Linked DNA regions of Homo sapiens: region 1 is linked to region 2. The links are chromatin loops, found by intact Hi-C in ENCODE. Cell type or tissue: ascending aorta. All regions are shown on one strand. Each heading gives the region's core, and the rest is flanking DNA. Links, peaks and the distances in the headings are about the cores only.

Region 1 (9,656 bases), core at 2,728-7,727, 83 kb after region 2:
GCTGAGAGCCTTGGGGAAACCATTATGTACTCTGAGTTCCTCTCATTGCCAAGTCTCTTGGAAGAGGAATGGACCCACCACTGCCAGTTCTAGGCAAAACTGTGAAGCAGCCAAACACTTGTGCCTTTGCTTCTGTCTTGGTGTTTGTTCTCCCTGCACAGGGCTCCCCAACCCCCCCGTGCATACTCTCATGCTGCCTGCAACTCTCTCCTACTGAAAACTGCTCTTTGGAAAGAATCTGGTTCATTCCTTCAAACACATATTCATAAGTACAAGGTGCATTGACTAGTGAAATCTTAACCCAGGACCCTGCCTAGAGATGGCTTCATTTTCTAGGGAAAAGGAAACAACCTGTAAATCAAAGGGCAGCCTTTCCTCCAGAAAACTGCATAGTGGAGGTCTCTGACCAATGTGGTGGAACTAAAGTCCAGCCTTGATTGCTTCCCCACTTTGGGGACTTTGAATTGAGGCCCTCTTCTTATGAATAGGTACAGGAAAGTCAATTATCTTTTCTAAATGGGACTTAACCCTGTCATTGCAGTCTTCTATTACATTAGTCTTCTAATCCTTCATGGATTCTGTAGCCACACATAAGAAGTCATCCTACTTTCTTCACGGGGTTATTGCGAAAAGTGAAACAACACAGGTGAAATAATTCTTGGCAAAGTGTAAGGTAAAGGTTGCCTCTTGGAAGCACGTGGGCTGAGCTTGATGTGGATGGTTTTGTTGAGTTTGCACAGTGGTTACTTTTTATTTTTTATTAAAGACTGAAATGGTTGTAAATATTTGAAAATTAAGAGATATTATGTTTGAAAGTGTGACTTTTTTTTTTTTTTTTCATTTCCCCGGGCCCTGACATTCTGGCATGGCTCTAATCTGTTGGAGCCCAGTTGGAGCCCATCACTATTAGGGGAACCCAACCCTCAGCAACCCCCTCCCCCAACTCCCCCCCTCCCCACCCCATTCCCCCACCACTGTTTCTACCCCAGGGGATGGTGGTCTTGAACAGCTGAGGCTGTGGATTCAGAGCTTCCTGCCCTGAGTCTCTGCTCTAGCATTTGCTGGTTGTTTGACTTTGGCCAACCTAGTAAACTTGCAGAGCCATAACTTGCTAGGGCCTCTGTTTCTTCATCTGTAAAGTGGAATAATATTCGTGTCTTCCCAGAGGACTGTAGCAAGGACTAGGAAAAATGCTTGTGATACACTTAGAACAAGCCCTGGTACACAAAGGGCTTTGATCAGTTACCTGCTTGGTCTCTAAAAGCATTTGGCTTACCAACTACTGCTGGAAGATGTGAATTAAATGAAGATTATTGTTTCTTCTGTTTGTCAACCTAGTACTTTTTCTGCTATGTGTTATTTGGTAGTGCTAGATAGAAAATTGAGCTTCTAAGTGAATTCAGAAACTTTTCCAAATATTCTTTCTGATTAGCCAGTCCATCTTCACCTTTGGAGGATGTTATATGAATAGCATTAGTACTCTTTTCCCCTGCTGAATTCTGCCATACATACATTGATTTTGACCTACTCTGAATCTCTTTAGTGTTGAGTATGTCATGTATTTTCATATTAGGTTATATTCTTTTTTCTTTTTTTTTTTTTTGATACAGGGTCTTACTCTGCTGCCCAGGCTGGAGTGCAGTGGCACAATCATGGCTCACTGAAGCCTCAACCTTCCCGGGCTCAGGTGATCCTCCAGCCTCAGCATCCCCAATGGCTGGGATTACAGGCATGCGCCACCATGCCCGGCCAATCTTTGTATTTTTTTGTAGAGATAGGTATTCGCCATGTTGCCCAGGGCTCAAGCGATCCACCCATCTCGGCCTCCCAAAGTGCTGGGACTACAGACGTGAGCCACTGTGCCTGGCCTATATTCTACTGCTTGTCGTTGCTTGTATTTTCTTTTCTGGTACAGTGGAAGTCTGTCATATTTTTATGCTATTGTATCTTGCATGATGCCTAGCATATTGAAAATAATAAATAAATTGCTCATGGAATGAATAGTTTAAATCATCGCTAGAAATAGGGGAATGGCTCTTTTGAAGGCAGGCCTATGGCATCCAGGTTCTTTTAGGACAAATCTTTCACCTGTTCCTTCATCCTTCAGTTCATCCATTCATTCGTCCATCTATCCCCAGCAACCACTGAGAGGGTGCCCACTCTCTGTCAGATTCTCAGCTAGGATATTGGTGCCTCAGATATGAAAGAAATGGAAGAAACATGCCCCACGGAAGAAACTGAAAGACCAGGTATGCATGATGTGTAGTTTGCTAATCCAGACAATGACTGTGCATTTTGAGAGGCTAGTAGGTGAGAAAATGAAATAAAGAATTCTAGACTCAGCTAATTGGCTCAGGCGGCATCAAATATAGAGTTTTCTGTCCTAGTCTTTCCTTTTCTTCCCTTTAATTGTGCCTGTTTGTAACCAAAGCACAAGTAACTTCTTACTAATGTGGTAAGAGCTTTATACAGGGCTGATCTGCAAAGCAGAACTGGTTTGTCTGGAACTTTCTGAGGTGGTTACTTTCTAAAGAGTTTATAGGTGGAATCTTTTTCTTGGCATCATTGAACCATGAAGTCTGGTCCTTTTAAGGTCTATGGCTTGGTTGTTGATTTAACCCTGCTCTGATGTTGTTTCCATTTCTAAATCACACTCATGTACTGAAAATTATATCGGTTCCTTGAAATTGGGCAGAGTTGTTAGTTTGGCTTTTTTCAAAACTAGGGTGGGACTTTGCCTTGCGTATATTTACTGGCCACTAACAAAGAAGGGTCAGGAGCAGGTCTGTCACATCCTTACTAGGTAAAAAAAGTCCGTTCTTTCACAGCTGGTATCCAAGAGAGGGTCTTAATTCACTTCCAAAAAAAAGAAGGAAAAGAAAAAAGAAAACGAGTTGTTTAAAGTGCCTTTTGATATTGATATCATTTGAAAGAATTATATAATCTTTTTTGACATGTATTCTCCAATATTAGCTCGATTTGAATTCTGAAAAAAAAAAGAAGAAAGATTTTTCCCCTTCATGGTTGAACAGGAAAGAATCTCACTGTAAAAACACTGTATTCTCTTTCTCCTTTTTTGCATGCATAATTATTGAGTCCAAGGATATAGTCAAATTATTTCAGAAGGTTTTAGTGAACAACTGAATAGCTTAATCATGCTAAAAAGAATTTTCCCTCTGCTAGGATAAGAAGCTCTGTGTGGCCAGGTGCAGTGGCTGACGCCTGTAATCCTAGCACTTTGGGAAGCTGAGGCGGGCGGATCTTGAGGTCAGGAGATTGAGACCATCCTGGCTAACATGGTGAAACCCCGCCTCTACTAAAAATACAAAAAAAAATTAGCCGGGCGTGGTGGTGGGCACCTGTAATCCCAGCTACTCAGGAGGCTGAGGCAGGAGAATGGCATGAACCTGGGAGGCGGAGCTTGCAGTGAGCCGAGATCGCGCCATTGCACTCCAGCCTGGGCGACAGAGGGAGACTCCGTCTCAAAAAAAATAAATAAATAAATAAATAAAATAAAAAATAAACACCAAGTGTCCCTGAGATACCCACTGCCTTCTCTCTTGTGTCTCAGTGCCTTCTTTTTAATGTTTAGTTTTTAAGCAATATTTTTCATATTAATAAAGAAATTTGTGTTTATTGTAGAAAAAATAGACTATGTGGATGGACCCAAAGGGGTATAAAGACCAATAACACCACCATCCAGATAAAAACACTGGTCACACCTCTTCGTATGTGTGGGTACGTGTGTGTAGAGAGTTTTAGTTCCGTTTATTTTGTACATTGTTTTATCCCCAGCATCTAGAATAGTGTCTGATACACAGTAGGTGCTCAATAAGTATTTTTTGATAAAAATAAATGGATTCAAGTGGATGTGGGAAGTCTTTGTCCTCCAAGAAGCTCTCACACACGCCCTGGAGAGACATCCTTGCCCAGGTCTCACTAACTGTGAAGCCCAAATCACCTTCGCTCATGCTTTCACGCTCCCTCTCACCTTTCAATACCAACATGCTCATTAGAGTCGTCCATTTTTGCAAAAAGCATTCCATTAGCCTTTTAGCCTTCCTGTTTTAGCATCTTCCCCTCTTTGGAGGTGAAGACTTCTTTGTAAGGTCAAATTTCTTCTATTTCTAGTTGTATTAGGTCACTGCGTCCTATCTTAGTGAATGTTCAGTGATCATCTTGTCATTTTGTGGTAAGGTGTTTCCTAACTCATGTAAATGATTTTTTTTTTTTTTTTTGCTAATATTAAGAAATAATGGGTCTGTTCTAGGAAGCAGAATGTTAAATTTCAGCAGAATTGGTCTGAATTGTGCCTTCTACTATAGCCAGAATCTGAGAGGGACACAAAATAACCTAGCGAAACTTGATCCATAGAGCCAAGTGGAGGGCCTAGCATTATAGCAAGCCACTGCATAGATTGTTTCTGAGAGCAGCAGAAGCAACCAAGTATAGGGCTCTAAATAGAACTGTGGAGCTCTAGCTGGTTTGGTCTGATTGGAAGTCAGAGACTGTTGGTTGGATTCTGGGCATCCTGGGCAGAAGTCACTGCCAATCCCTAAAGAAATGAGAGAATAATCTTGGCTTTGGCCAAGACAAATGCCCAGGTTCAACCAGGGCAGCATTTTTATGGCTCTGCCTTCATGGCCTCAGGAAGTTGAAGTCCTTTTGAGTAGCTTCCTGAACAGATGAGGTATAGACCAGCGAGGGCAAATCAATGTCAATTTTTGCATTGACTCCTTTTCTTGGCTGTCTGAATTATTTTGAGAAGATTCTATGGCTTTGTCTAGGATCAGCAGGAAACAGAGCTGTGATCCATTAACAATGTCCATCGTGGGTGCAGAAGTGGGAGTGGATTGGTGTGCCAACTGTTTGTCATTCTTGGTATACACAAGGGATTGTGCTCAAAAATAGAATTTTAAATCATCGCCCTGGCAAAAATATGTTACAAAGGGCACGGTGACCAGTGATTTTTCATAAAATTAGGATACTTGAGAGTAAAAGGGGTGCTATTATCCAAGGACAACAGGAGCAAACAAGTACCTATGACACTTGGTTCATTGCAAATAATCCTCAAATGGAAAGGTGTTCTGTGTGTCCTCACCCCGAGTTTCAGAGGCCACTTGGGCAAGGCTTTTCCACTGTGCTCTGCACTCTTTCCAGGGAACCCTTTGATTTCTTCCCAAAGAGGAGGAAAGATTTATTTCCTTACCCATCACTAGGTTCGTGGCAGGAGTCCCTGTAACGAAAGACAGGTTAACAAGAGAAAAGCATACAGTTTTATTTCATATAAGTTTTGTAGGTCATGCGCTGGGCGTGGTGGCTCACGCCTGTAATCTCAGCACTTTGGGAGGCTGAGGCGTTGGGGAGCATGAGGTCAGGAGTTCGAGACCAGCCTGACCAACATAGTAAAACCCCGTCTCTACTGAAAATACAAAAATTAGCTGGGTGTGGTGGCGGATGCCTGTAATCCCAGCTACTCGGGAGGCTGAGGCAGGAGAATCGTTTGAACCTGGGAGGCAGAGGTTGCAGTGAGCCAAGATGGCACCATTGCACTCCAGCCTGGGTGACAGAGCAAGACTCCATCTCAAAATAAATAATTTTTTTAAAAGTTTTACAGGTCATGAGAGCCTTTGGAAATGAAGACCCAAAGAAATAGTAAACGTGTAAGTTTTTTGTGCTTGGCTTTCGTGAAGCATGGATAGTCATGGAGAAATAGAATTGGACAAAGGGGGTATGATCTAATGGTAGGAAATGGAGCGGAGGGAACCTAGCAAGGCCTATTTGTTCAGATTCTTCTCTGTGTCCCTGTGTCTTCAGTGATAGGATGCTCCTTTCCTCTGAATGTAGGGACAGCAAGGAGAAGTTAAGAGTGGCCTCCCTGCTTCTGCTGTTTTTTCAGGTGACAAGGTGCTGTGTTTTGGGGTAGTGTGTCCTGAATACCATCAGTCTCAACTCGCCAATCTGACAGTGAGTGACCCAAGCATCCACCTCCTTTTGTCCTCCATGTTTGTGTGAAGGAGTTCACAGTAAGAGTTCCATGGCTTGGGGGCTCTGGCCAGCTTCCCGGGCATGTCCAACACTGACTTCTGCTCCGCCTGGTGGCAGAACCATCCAATCCTTGTACCGTGCTCAAGGAGTTGTTTTCCAAATGCCCAGGTCGCCTTCCCACTCCCTGTGGTGTGAATTGCTGTGCCACTGGACCTCAGAGAGCTAGCTCCCCAATACTCCAGCCCCATAATCCTGCCCCAGGAACCTGCCAGCCAGCATTCTGTACCACATGGCAGAGTGCTCAAGCATGGCCCATAGACCTGTTGACGGAGCATGAGAGTTGGGATTCCCAAGGTATGTGATTGTTTTTTCTCTGTTAAAACTCTGGATCTACTTGTGTTCCCAAGAAGGTCCTCATTCCTTAGATTACCATGAAAAAGTTCAGGCTATGTGGAACTGAAGTCACAAATTTAAAATGATACCATGGGTGGCTGGCCCTTGCCAGCAAAGGTACATTCTGGAAATGTCTAGTTGGCTGTCTTCCTGGTTCATGTGTTGGCCTTGCTCAGACAAGCCACTCGAGAGTGCTAGCTCCATTTCCCAGACTGAGCAACAAGATATTTGATCAGACAAATAATATCCTTGACCTACCACGACATATTCATTTTTTTGTTTTGCTGTTGTTGTCACATCTATTTGCCAACAGGAGATGAGAGCGTTGGAGTCAGAAGCCTTGGATTCTAGACCCGACTTGCTCACAAATTATTTGTATGACTATGGACATGTCATTTCCCCAGCCACTCCCCATTCTTCATCTGTAAAGTGGCTGGGGGAACCAAATCAGTGGTCATCAAGCTGTTTCAGAGACAATATCCCCCTTTCAAAACATAGCACATAATTCCAACAGCCCAAACCCAAGCTGCTCTCATTGAACCTTCAGGCTCCTCTTCAGAGAAGGCAGGATGGGTCTTTCTGACGCCCCCAGCAGCAGAAGCTGTGGGGTTTCTCTCCTGCTGCCTGCCTTCTGGCCATCCTTCTGGGAAAGGCTGTTCCCTGCATGTAGGCATTCCTGGCAAGGGGTGGGTGGGAAAATTAAAAGGAGATGAAATTTAAATCTCTCCAGTTTGCTGCTTGTCAGCAGCTCTGATCACACGCTTGGTTGGGGTGGAGTTTGAAACCAAAGACTCGGAAAAGGTTTTAGGTTATCTGTGCATTTGCAGTTCCAGGTGTGAGGTTATCTTCACATTGCAATGACAGATTTTAGGTTACCTGGGCATTGCAATTCCAGTGGGGCTGGGCTTGTTGCACCTGGGAGTGTGTGATGTGGGTGGATTGCCCTGTTCTGTGTCTCTGCCTAGCACTGGTCCTCCAGAGCACTGGTTCTCAGGCCTGGAGTAGCACTGGAATAACCCTGACCTTGGAGTTCTCCAGTCCCTTGTCAGCACTCACTAAAATTAGGAGCAGCCCTAAGCTAGCAAGATCAAAGAACTTCATTAACTCTCTATTTCATGGGGGGGGGCCTTAATTTGTATTCACTTCTTACATTTTGCAATACTGTGAGGTAGGGCTTATTGTTTTAAAGTTGTTTCCCTGCTTATCTGTCTCCTGGTAGCATTGAACATGCCTTGAGAGGCAGGAAGGATATTTCACCTGTGCATCTTTTGCCCTAGATCAGTGACACAGCATAGGCCCACAGATACTTGTTTGTTTTCCATGCCTTGTATTGGTGAGTAAATAAGAAAATGAAGCTCAGAGGGGTTAAGTGATTAGCATGGCAGTAAATCTGGGGTAGACGTCTGTCTCCATTGTGCCTAGCTGATTCAAGAGTGCAGAAGGTCACTGTGTGATTTTTTTTTTTTTTTTTTGAGATGGAGTTTTGCTCTTTCACCCAGGCTGGAGTGCAGTGGCATGATCTCAGCTCACTGCAACCTCAGCCTTCCAGGTTCAAGTGATTCTCCTGCCTCAGCTTCCCGAGTAGCTGGGATTACGGGCGCCCGCCACCATGCCTGGCTAATTTTTGTATTTTCAGTAGAGACAGCGTTTCACCATGTTGGCCAGGCTGGTCTCGAACTCCTGACCTTGTGATCTGCCTGCCTTGGCCTCCCAAAGTGCTGGGATTACAGGCATGAGCCTCCGCACCCGGCTGTGACGGTGTGATTGTACTGTCTTCACCTTCCTGGTGCTCAGCTGCACTCCATTATGCTCTCCCCAAGTGTTCCTGGGTTGCTCCACAGGCTTTTCCCATCCCACAGGACCACTCCTTCCCCCAGGTGAGCCGCGCGTGGCTTCCCCTTCCCGGTGAGGCTCTCAGTGGGGATAAGGAGAAAGACAGTGTTCCTTAGAAAACTGGCATCCCGCCATGATGTTGTTTATCTTTGGGCTTGCAGGGTCCTCTGTACAGTGGCTCCGAAACCTGGGGCCATCCAGGACTGCGGAATCAGGATTTCTGGAGATGCAAATGATTTTTTAAACAATCAGCCCTTTGAAGCCCACAGCAGCTTATCCTGCCCTTCTTGTCCAACTTCATCATCATCTGCCAGGAATCCCCAGGAACTGACTTTAGGGTCACATGGGCCAGTTTGCCATCTCTAGCGCCTGCCATGCCAAATCCTACGCTTCCAGTCATGGCTTTTCTCCACTTGAGAAAGTCCTCACTCTTGTCCGACTTGATCTCCACCACCAGTGGCCTTTGGAGCCCATTGTGTCCCCCAGCTCCCTCTTGCCTGCTTCAGCTCCCCTGTACATCCTCCTTTCTGAGTTCTGTTAGCTCCTTTGGGCAGGGCCCTACAGATTAGCTCTTATTTCAGTCATGCAGTAAATAGCAAGCAGTTGTCATGTACCGAACGCTCACCAGATGCAGGAACGCTACAGCGAACAAAACAAACAGGAACCCTGTCCCCGTGGAGGTAGAGGAGAGGAGACAAAGCATGAACACAATGTGCAAGTGCATGTGTAACACGAGGGTCCGCCAAGGATGGGTGCCGCGAGGGTGAGGAGTGTGGTCCTGAGGGGCGCCGCTCCAGGGAGGATATTTGGGAAGGTCCGAGTGGGTGCTGTGACGGGCAGATCCACGGATAGTTTCAGGCAGAGGGAACAGCAACTGCAAAGGGCCTGAGGCAGGGGCACTTTTCCTGTATTCAAGACAGAGCAAGGGGCCACTGTTCCTGGTGCATTCCCACCAGTGAGAGGGGCTGCCGGGCACTTGGCAGGCGCTCAGTAAATACCTGATTGACTGTGGCTGGAGTGGAGTGAGTAGGGTGGGTTGTGGGGAAGAAGTAGTCAGGGGTAATGTTACGCAGCACTTTGAAAGCCACGGTGAAGACTTCAGATTTCATGCTAGGTATGAAGGGATGCCATTTGGTGGTTTTGAGTAAGAGAAGCATGGGCCAGGCACGGTGGCTCATACCTGTAATCCTAGCACTTTGGGAGGCCAAGGCAGGTGGATCACCTGAGGTCAGGAGTTTGAGACCAGCCTGGCCAATGTGGTGAAACCCTGTCTCTACTAAAAATACAAAAGTACCTGGGCGTGGTGGCACGCGCCTGTAGTCTCAGCTACTCGGAGGCCGAAGCAGGAGAATCGTTTGAACCCGGGAGGCGGAGATTGCAGTGAGCCAAGATCACACCATTGCACTCCGGCCTGGGTGACAAGAGCGAAAGTACATCTCCAA
Region 2 (9,656 bases), core at 3,020-8,019:
GGATCTATTTCCACCTCCAGCCTGCGCTCTTTCCTTCCTGCTTCTGAGAAAATTTCCCTCCTTTTATCAAAGATTTCCCCAGGAGCTCAGGAGCGTGTCTCCTCTCTTGCCTGTAACGATCATATTTGATCAGTATACTTTCTTTTCTGCCGTTAACCTCTCTGTGTCTGTGTTTCCTCTCCACCATGTTTAAACCTCCCCCTTCTTTAACTAATACCTCTTTGTCTTTATATCCTTAACAACCCCATGATTTGAAAATTTGGTCTATGTGGGCTGTTTTCACTTTTTTTTTTTTTTGAGACGGAGTCTCACTCTGTCGCCCAGGCTGGAGTGCAGTGGCGCAGTCTCGTCTCACTGCAACCTCTGCCTCCTGGGTTCAAGCGATTCTCCTGTCCCAGCCTCCTGAGTAGCTGGGATTACAGGCACACGCCACCACGCCCAGCTAAGTTTTTGTATCTTTAGTAGAGACGGGGTTTCACCATGTTGGCCAGGCTGGTCTTGAATTCCTGACCTCGTGATCCGCCCGCCTCATCATCCCAAAGTGCTGGGATTACAGGCGTGAGCCACCACGCCTGGCCTGTTTTCACTTCTTAAATCTCTCATTAATTCCACAATGGATGGTGTAGTTTGATTTTGCTCCCAGTTCTTCCTTGAAATGCCCTCGCCGTGTTCACCCGTGGTCCTCTTCCCCTGCCTCCCAGTGAATCTTTTCCATACTGACTTTGGTTGGCACTGCTCTTTTATGAAACTCTATTCTCCTGGCTTCTCTGACACCACTTCTCAGACACTGCTTTTCTCCTACCTCTTTAAATAATACTTAATCTCAGTCTCTCTGAGCTCCTCTCCATGGAGCCCTTTAATTTACTTTTGCAAAACCTTTATTCTCCCTCTACTTTTTTGATTGGTTTCATACTTTGCCTCTTAAACAAAGGTTCTCATCTCACCCTCTGGCAATTTGAGCCACATCTTCAACTTCAGTCACCACCTATGTACTGATCACTTCCAGATCTGTACCTTTAGACCCAACCCTCCTCCTGAGCACTGACTCACACATCCAAGTGTCTACCCGCCATCTCCATCTGGTTGACCCTCAGCTACTCCAGAGTAACAATGTCCCAAGCCAAGCTCACCATTTTCCCCATATAAACCTCTTCCTCTGCTCCCCAGCTTGGTCAGTGTCACCCCCACTCAACTAGCCCCCGAGACAAGACACTCAGACTCATCCCTCACCTCTCTATGGCTCTGTATACTTGTACATGGGGAGTTTGCAACCACTATCCATTGGATAAACTATTTCAGTGGCTTTTCTTGTATAGGACTGCTAAGACTTATTCTCATTTCTGGTCTGGAAGCCAGAATAAGGGCCAAAGCATTGAAGTTAAGGGAAAGACATACAGCCCTATGCTGGGCAAATTTTTCTATCTGTTGTACCTGTCTCCAACTGGTGTGGAGTGCCTTGGGAGGTTGTAAGTTTCCTTTTCCTGCGGCAGAGGTTGGAGGACCGATGTTACAAGATTGAGCTGGGTGGCTTCAAATGCTGATACCAACTTTGAGGTTTAATTCAGCAGCTAATAAGCCCATCCTGCATACTTTGTCGACATCATTTCATTTAAGCTCCCTAATAGATTATTAGCCCTATCGAATTGAGAAGAACCAAAAGCTCAGAGGATCAGGTAATTTTCCTAAGGTGACCCAGCTGGGTAGTCAGACTTTTAAAGGAGACCTGGTGTCCCCACAGTCCACTGTTTTTGGTAAGCCACTGCTTTCCACTTGGTGTTACAGACAAATTTCAATTCAATAGATTGGAATCATCTGCATATCCTCATTGGCACAATTCAACCTTTAGGGATAATAGAAAGGAGCAATTCTTTGATTCATAGATTAAATAAATTTGGAGCCCAAGTTCTCCTTAAATATGTCCCCATATCTATTGGCATGTTATTCTTCCTCTCCATTTCTATGGATACTTTATTGTTATAACAAGTAATTCTTTTAAAAATTTTTTTATAAAAAAATTTTTTAGAGATGGGGTCTGTGTTAGTCCATTCTCACACTGCTATGAAGAAATACCTGAGATTGGGTAATTTATAAAGGAAAGAGGTTTAATTGACTCTCAGTTCCGCATGGCTGGGAAGGCCTCAGGAAATTTACAATCAAGGCAGAAGGGGAAGCAAACATGTCCTTCTTCACAAGGTGGCAGGAGAGAGAAGTGCCGAGCAAAGAGGGGAAAGCCCCTTATAAAACTAACAGCTCTTGAGAGAACTCACTCACTATCATGAGAACAGCAGCATGGGGGTAACTGCTGCCATGATTAAATTACCTCCCACTGAGTCCCTCCCATGACACATGGGGATTATGGGAACTACAATTCAAGATGAGATTTGGGTGGGGACAAAGCTAAACCATATCAGAGTCTCTGCTGCCCAGGCTGGAGTGCAATGGTGTGATTATAGCTCACTACAGCTTTAAACTCTTGAGCTCAAGCAGTCCTCCCCCCTCAGCCTCCTGAGTAGCTTAGACTAACTACAGGCATGTGTCACTATGCCCAGTGAATTTTTTGTTTTGTTTTGTTTTGTGGAGATGGGGTCTTGCTATATTGTCCAGCCTGGTCTTGAACTCCTGGCCTCAAATGATCATCCCACCTTGACCTCCCAAAGTGCTGGGATAACAGGCATGAGCCACTGTGACGGGCCTATAAGAAGTAATTCTTGTATCCAAGTGCAATTTTCTTCATAAGCCACCACCTCCAGTTTGCAGAGGCTTGGAAAGAAACAAATGAGAAAGGGTTAGCTCTTCCATTTGCTTAGTATGGCTTTTAATTAAATGCAGGTCCTGGCTTCGGAGGTTCTGAGCTGCTGCTAAAATAGCAGCCTGTTGTGTGGCTCATGCTGAGGAGGTCAGTCCTGGGTTTTATTTTACAAACTCAACAGAAAAGATGTCATACATTACAGGGGAATTGGCTTGAGGTATAGGAAGAATATGTAAGCAAATATTTACCTTATTTTAACTTTTGCCTCTGACACATTGTCCCGGTAGGAAGCAGAGGACTGATTAAAACAGCAGATACGCATCAAAACAGGGAGGAATCAGCTTGGGACAGTCACCAGGTGGGAGGAAAGGAGTCCAAGGGGACAGCCGAGCCAAGAATCTGAAACCCAAGCTGTAGAGACTCAACTTGCAGATAACCTGTGAGTGGTTATTTTTATAGCACCCATTAGCTGACACTCTTGAAACACTAAGGAGAACTTATCCTCTCTTCTCCTCTTACACGCTCTAAAGTATGTGATCACTTTTCCATCTTGCACCTGATCCTAACTTTGTTACGTGACTATTCAGAGAGTTTCTTAGCCTTTGGGCTTGAGGATTAGGGACAGTTTGAGTAAATGAAATCCAGCAATAATCCCCAAGGCTAAAGATAGATAGAAATAAGTAGTTCCTCCCTTGGTTTTTTTTTTTTTTCTTTTTTTTTCATCAGAGATATTCAGGGGCAAAAAGGTAAATGTCGTAACTGTACAAGGTGCAGGCAGGGGAAGATGATGGGAGAGTGAAAAGACTCCTGGGTGGCCCAGACACCAACACTCTCAGCTGTAGTCCAGACACGTCATCCTGGGTGAGGTAGCTGGCCTCTTGAGGTCCTAGTTTCCTCACCCTTAGAAGGAAGCAGTTGCAGTTAATAATTCCTAAAGTCGGCTGGGCGTGGTGGCTCACCTCTATAATCCTAGCACTTTAGGAGTCTGAGGTGGGCAGATCACCTGAGGTTAGGAGTTCGTGACCAGCCTGGCCAACATGGTGAAACCCCGTCTCTACTAAAAATACAAAAATTAGCTGGGCGTGGTGGTGCATGCCTATAATCCCAGCTATTTGGGAGTCTGAGGAAGGAGAATCACTTGAACCCGGGAGGCAGAGGTTGCAGTGGGCTGACATCACGCCATTGCACTCTAGCCTGGGCGACAAGGATGAAACTCCATCTCAAATAAATAAATAAATAAATAATTCCTAAAGCCTCTTTTATCTGTAAAAGAAGAAAACGTCCTGACACACAGTTGGAGCTCCAGAATCCACATGCTGCCTGTCTTAGTCCTTTTGGGCCACTATAACAAAAATTCCATAAACTCAGTGGCTTATAAATAAAATACAAAATAAAATTTATTTCTTGCAGCTCCAGAGGCTGGAAAGTCTGAGATCAAGGCACCAGCAGATTTGGAGTCTGGGATGGGTTTGCTCCCAGGCAGGGATGGTGCCTTCTAGCTGCATCCTCACATGGGGCAAGAGGCAAGGCAGCTCTCTTGGATCCCCTTTCTTTTTTTGAGACGGAGTCTGGCTCTGTAGCCCAGGATGGAGTGCAGTGGCGCAATCTCAGCTCACTGCATGCTCCGCCTCCCAGGTTCACGCCATTCTCCTGCCTCAGCCTCCCGGGTAGCTGGGACTACAGGCGCCCACCACCACGCCCAGCTAATTTTTTTGCATTTTTAGTAGAGACGGGGTTTCACCGTGTTAGCCAGGATGGTCTTGATCTCCTGACCTTGTGATCCACCCGCTGTGGCCTCCCAAAGTGCTGGGATTACAGGTGTGAGCCACCTCACCTGGCCAAGGCCCCACCTTCTAATGCTATCACTATGGAGGTTAGGATTTCAGCATATGAATTTGGGGTTGCAGGGTGGGACACGGACATTCAGGCCACGGCACCACCTCTCACATGAAAACAATCATCCCTTTCCTGCCCCTCACTACTAAAGATCCATTCACGTCCACAATGCCTTGGACCTCACTTTCTGTCTTAGATGAACAAATTGATCTAAATTAAGCTACCCATAAAAAATATCCTGTTTCTGTTAGGAATAAGTTCCATTAATAGTAAAAGACTTGCAAGGCATGAAAAATTCAGTTTCCCTTCCACTGATGATGATTTCTTCCTCCAACTTTAGAGATTGTCTATTCTAATCTTGTATGTTATAAATGAACAAATCTCAACCCAGAGAGCTGAGGTGGCTTTCTAAGGGTCACACAGTGAAGACCGTTTGGTAGGACTTTTCCCCACTGCCCCAAATGGCAAGATACAGGTACTTGGCATTCAGTGTTTAAAAGGTAATTATAGAACTACTTTTAAACAGGAGGTTGTTTTACCTTGGCATTTTTTTAAGAAAAAAAAATAAACAAGTGTACTAGATTTGTCCTTTTAAGCCAGTTTAAGAAGCGTGCCTTCTCTGTGCTGTTGAAATTGGCAGGCCCACATCTTGCAGACAGACTGTTCTGGTCTACTTGGTTAGTTGTTATCCCAAATGCAAATCTGACTCACGGGTGAGATCATGAGAAATCTGGGCTATTTTTCTTGATGACTTTTTCTTTCCTCTTCCAATTTTCTTTTGCGGTATTTGGCTCCGTGTGATACCCATGCTGGGGAACAGAACCTTGAAAGGGTTGTTCCTAGGATGGTCACTGCTGTCGTATGAATCACAAGACAGCTGGGGCAGGCTTGGCCCTGAACCGTTTGTGGCTTTGGTGTGGAAGTTTAGGGTGTGTGTGTGTGTGTGTGTGTATGCGGGCACAAGTGTGTGCTTGCACATGTATCTGTGTGTGAGTGTGATGGCGTATGGCAAAGTAAGAAGATTACTGCTTACTAGGATTTGAGCCCTTTTTCTAACCAATGGACTATTTTTATTCAACAAATGTTCACTTAATATCCAGCTTTTACTAGGCGGTGATGATATAGAGGGGTCTCTTACTGTCTAGAGAACATTATCTACAATTGAATAAGTAAATATTACCTAGCCTGTGTATTAGGGTAATGATAGTTGCTATTGCTGTGACAATTAAACCTCCAAGTTTTGTTTTGTTTTGTTTTTTTGAGATGGGGGTCTTGCTGTGTTGCCTAGGCTGGTCTTGAACTCCTGGTCTCAAGCAGTCCTCCCACCTCAGCCTCCTGAGTAGTCAGGATTACCGACACGCACCACCGCACCCAGCTGAAACCTCCAAGTTTTAACGGCTTAACATAACAAAAAATCATTTCTCTCTCACAAACAGCCTAGTGCAGGGCTCAAATCCCAGGAAGCAGAAATCTTATACAGGCCAGGGCCATCACACTCATACACAGACACATGCGCATGCATGCATACACACACACACACACACACACACACAGGCGCATGCATGCGTACACACACATACACACACACAGAAATACATGCACACACACACTAAATTTCTACACCAAAGCCACAAATGGTTCACAGCCAAACCTGCCCCGGCTGTCTTGTGATTCATACGACGGCAGAGACCATCCTAGGAACAACCGTTTCAAGGTTCTGTTCCCCAGCATGGGTGTCATACAGAGCCGAAAACCACAAAAGAAAATTGGAAGAGGAAAGAAAAAGTCCTCAAGAAAAATAGCCCAGATTTCTCATGATCTCACTCATCCTTGGTCAGCAGGTGGCTCTCCTCCACATGGTGATTCAGGGACTCAGATTCTCTCCATCTTGTGTCCCCACCAATGTCCTAGGGCTGCGAGTACTCTGCCCCCAACTGGTGGAAGGGAGGAGATGGTGGCGAGAAGGTGCATCTACTTCTGAAGTGCCTTGGGTTGGAGTGAAACACCTCACGTCCTCTCACATCTCATTAGCAAGAACTAACCAAATAGCCCTGCTCAGATGCAAAGGGAGCTGGAAAAGGTAGCCCGCAAGGAGTCTACACTATGAAGGGGGAATATATGGAATTGTGGTGTTTGCCTGCTATTTCTGCTACTGTCTGATAAGTACTTTACTGCAGGGGGTGCACTTGGGATACCACCCAGGCGGGTAAGAGAGGCACCTAACCTGGATTTGGTGCGGGGAGTCATCACACATTGTTCCTTATTTCCCCTCTTCTCCTCCTGAGCTTGATTTCACCTCTCCAGCCTGCCTCTTCCCCGTGTGTATCTCTCACACCATTGCACCTGCTCTTTCCTGTCCCTGGAATTTTTCTCCCACTTCACCTTGCCCTTCCTGTGGCTAGTGCAGTATTCCATCAGGGACAAGCGTGGAAAGCATTCCCCCAAGAAGCCTTTCCTGGACCCACAAATTCAGCTTGTGTTCTGGTCTTTTATGGAGGCAAAGAAAGGCGATTTTTATTTATTGGGGTTTGAAAGCTGATACGGTTTGGCTCTGTGTCCCCACCCAAATCTCATCTCAAATCGTAATCCCTATGTGTCCAGGGAGGTACCTGGGGGCAGGTGATTGGATCATGGGGGCGGTTTCCCCCATGCTGTTCTTGTGATAGTGAGGGAGTTCTCATGAGATCCGATGGTTTAAAAGTGTTTGGAAGTTCCCCCTCCCCCCCCTCCCTTTCCTGCTGCCTTGTGAAAAGGTTCCTGCTTGCTCTTCACCTTCTGCCATGATTGTAAGTTTCCTGAGGCCTTCCCAGCCACGCGGAACTGTGAACTAATTAAAGCTGTTCTCTTTATAAATTGCCCAGTCTCAGGTAGTTCTTTGTATCAGTGTGAAAAAAGACTAATCCAAGAGCCCATGAAAAGGCATGTCTGCTAATCAGATGGAAGTTTTACACACATAAACTTCAGCCTCTAGAGAAAAGAGAGGCAGGGGAGCCATAAGGTGATAGGGAAGTGAGGACGGGACCTCATTCATTCACACGTTCAATTTTCCAATAGCTTAGAGGGGAGAACTCCAGCCCTTTGGAGGTGGAGAGGCAGCGTGGGCTCCCAGATCACATCAGTTCAGGAACCTACATTTCTACAAGTGGGTTTTATGAGTTGTTTCTGAGGGTTTATTTCTAGGGAATAAATGGTACAAATTTTCAAATGCCAGTTGAGGAGTGGGACATCGAGATCGAGGCAGGGCCCTTCCTAGGGAAACATCCTCTTTGACCAGGGAGGAGAAGGACATGGTTATCCAGCCAGCCTCAGTCTTGGAGCAGAAGGTGGAGGGAAAGTAGACTCCTCTAGGGTCAGAACAATCATGGAATGCATCTTCCAGTTCCAACAGCCCCAGGATCTTGTAAAGGAGCATGGGGTTTTAATTTTTAAATACGAGAAATGAGCATATTTCTCCTGCAGCCGAGCTTATCTCCTTATTAAAAAAATATTTTCTTACTAATTATTTCTGATGATCTCAAGGGAAAGCGCCTTTTGCGATTATTTTGACAAGTTCATACATGCAAGGGGCTTGCTGATCCTGCATTTACAAGGCGATGGTTGCTTCTACTGTTTAGGTTACCATTAGAGTTCCCTAAAAATAGAACCATGAGCTGGGTGCTCAGAAACAAACTTGGCAGAATGGTTTAGGAAGGGGACTGAGCTAACCCCATTGGGACAGAATACAGTCGGTTTCTCTTATTCTACGCTCCAGTCTGAAAGCATGGTTTTCTGAGGCCACGCGCTGGGCCTGTATACCATAAGAGAGTAATTTCACTGTGAGCGTAATGATAAATGCAGAAACTGAAGGCAAAATATCCAAGATATGGGGTCCGTCTTTAAGATCAGATAGACCAGTTCTTGATTAGCAGCCATTCAGGAACCCTCAGACTCTCAGCCTGTGGGTGGTCCTCAGTGTTTCTTGTGACTTCTTAGCCCAAGCCCAAACATTCACTCATTCACCAAATATTGATAGAGTACCTGCTGTGTGCCAGCCAGGCGCGGTGGCTCACGCCTGTAATCCCAGCACTTTGGGAGGCCGAGGTGGGCGGATCACGAGGTCAGGAGATCGAGACCATCCTGGCTAACACGGTGAAACCCCGTCTCTACTAAAAATACAAAAAACTAGCTGGGCGTGGTGGTGGGCGCCTGTAGTCCCAGCTACTCAGGAGGCTGAGGCAGGAGAATGGCTTGAACCCAGGAGACGGAGCTTGCAGTGAGCTGAGATCGCGCCACTGCACTCTAACCTGAGTGACAGAGCAAGACTCCGTCTCAAAAAAAAAAAAAAAAAAAAAAGAGTACCTGCTGCCTGCTGTGTGCCTGGTCCCCTTCTTCTAGACACTAGGGATACAGGGGTGAGTGAGACACTCAAAACGCCTAGCCTACTCAGCACCCACATTCTAGGAGGTGGGAGGACAGACACGAAACAGAAACCAGAGAATGTGCAATAAAACTTCAGGTGGAACTAGGTGCTTCCGGAAGAAAAATGAGGCAGGTTAAGGGACTACGGAGGGATGGAGGGGACCTTGCTGGATAGTGGGGGCTGGGAAGGCTGCTCTGAGAAAGTGACAATGAGGAGAGGCCTGAGCTATAAGAATGAATCAGGCAGGCACAGATTCCAGGGCAGGAGGGCCACCAAGAAGGAACAGCCAGTGCAAGGGCCCTGAGCAGGGAAAGCAGCAGTGCCCACGGTGATGGAATGGGACGTGCCTTTACCTGGACTCCCCTTCATTGCAGCGATCCTGCCCCTCAACAGCTCACTCCTGAAGGCGTAGTCATGGGCTCCCTGACCCCTGCTCACCAGAAGGCAGGAGGCAGTGGGGCAATGTTGCTGGGCCCTGCTCAGGAAGGTAGAGGGGAAGTCTGCAGAGAACAAACTGCCTTTTTTTTTTCCTTTTTTTTTTTTTTTTTTTTTTTTGAGATGGAATCTCGATCTCTCGCCCAGGCTGGAGTGCAGTGGCGTGATTTCGGCTCACTGCAACCTCCATCTCCTGAGTTCAAGCGATTCTCCTGCCTCAGCCTCCCAAGTAGCTGG

The links. Peaks named below come from ENCODE experiments on the same cell type or tissue, not always from the same donor. Only the 100,000 strongest peaks of a DNase experiment are listed, where the experiment ranks them.
Region 1: a loop joins it to region 2, with 1.9 times the contacts of the local background. A loop is called at or near these places in 3 of 110 quality-filtered maps.

What each region holds. Positions count from the first base shown.
Region 1 is chr5:31,741,589-31,751,244 of GRCh38, forward strand. All of the region lies in intron 1 of PDZD2 (PDZ domain containing 2), which reads left to right. Among named protein-coding and RNA genes, the nearest start is that of PDZD2, 110 kb to the left of the region's middle. In ascending aorta, for the core only: no CTCF peak of the experiment used is centred there; a DNase peak (open chromatin) is centred at 4,847; H3K27ac peaks cover 1,060 bases.
Region 2 is chr5:31,658,341-31,667,996 of GRCh38, forward strand. All of the region lies in intron 1 of PDZD2 (PDZ domain containing 2), which reads left to right. Among named protein-coding and RNA genes, the nearest start is that of PDZD2, 24 kb to the left of the region's middle. In ascending aorta, for the core only: no CTCF peak of the experiment used is centred there; a DNase peak (open chromatin) is centred at 5,321; H3K27ac peaks cover 4,905 bases.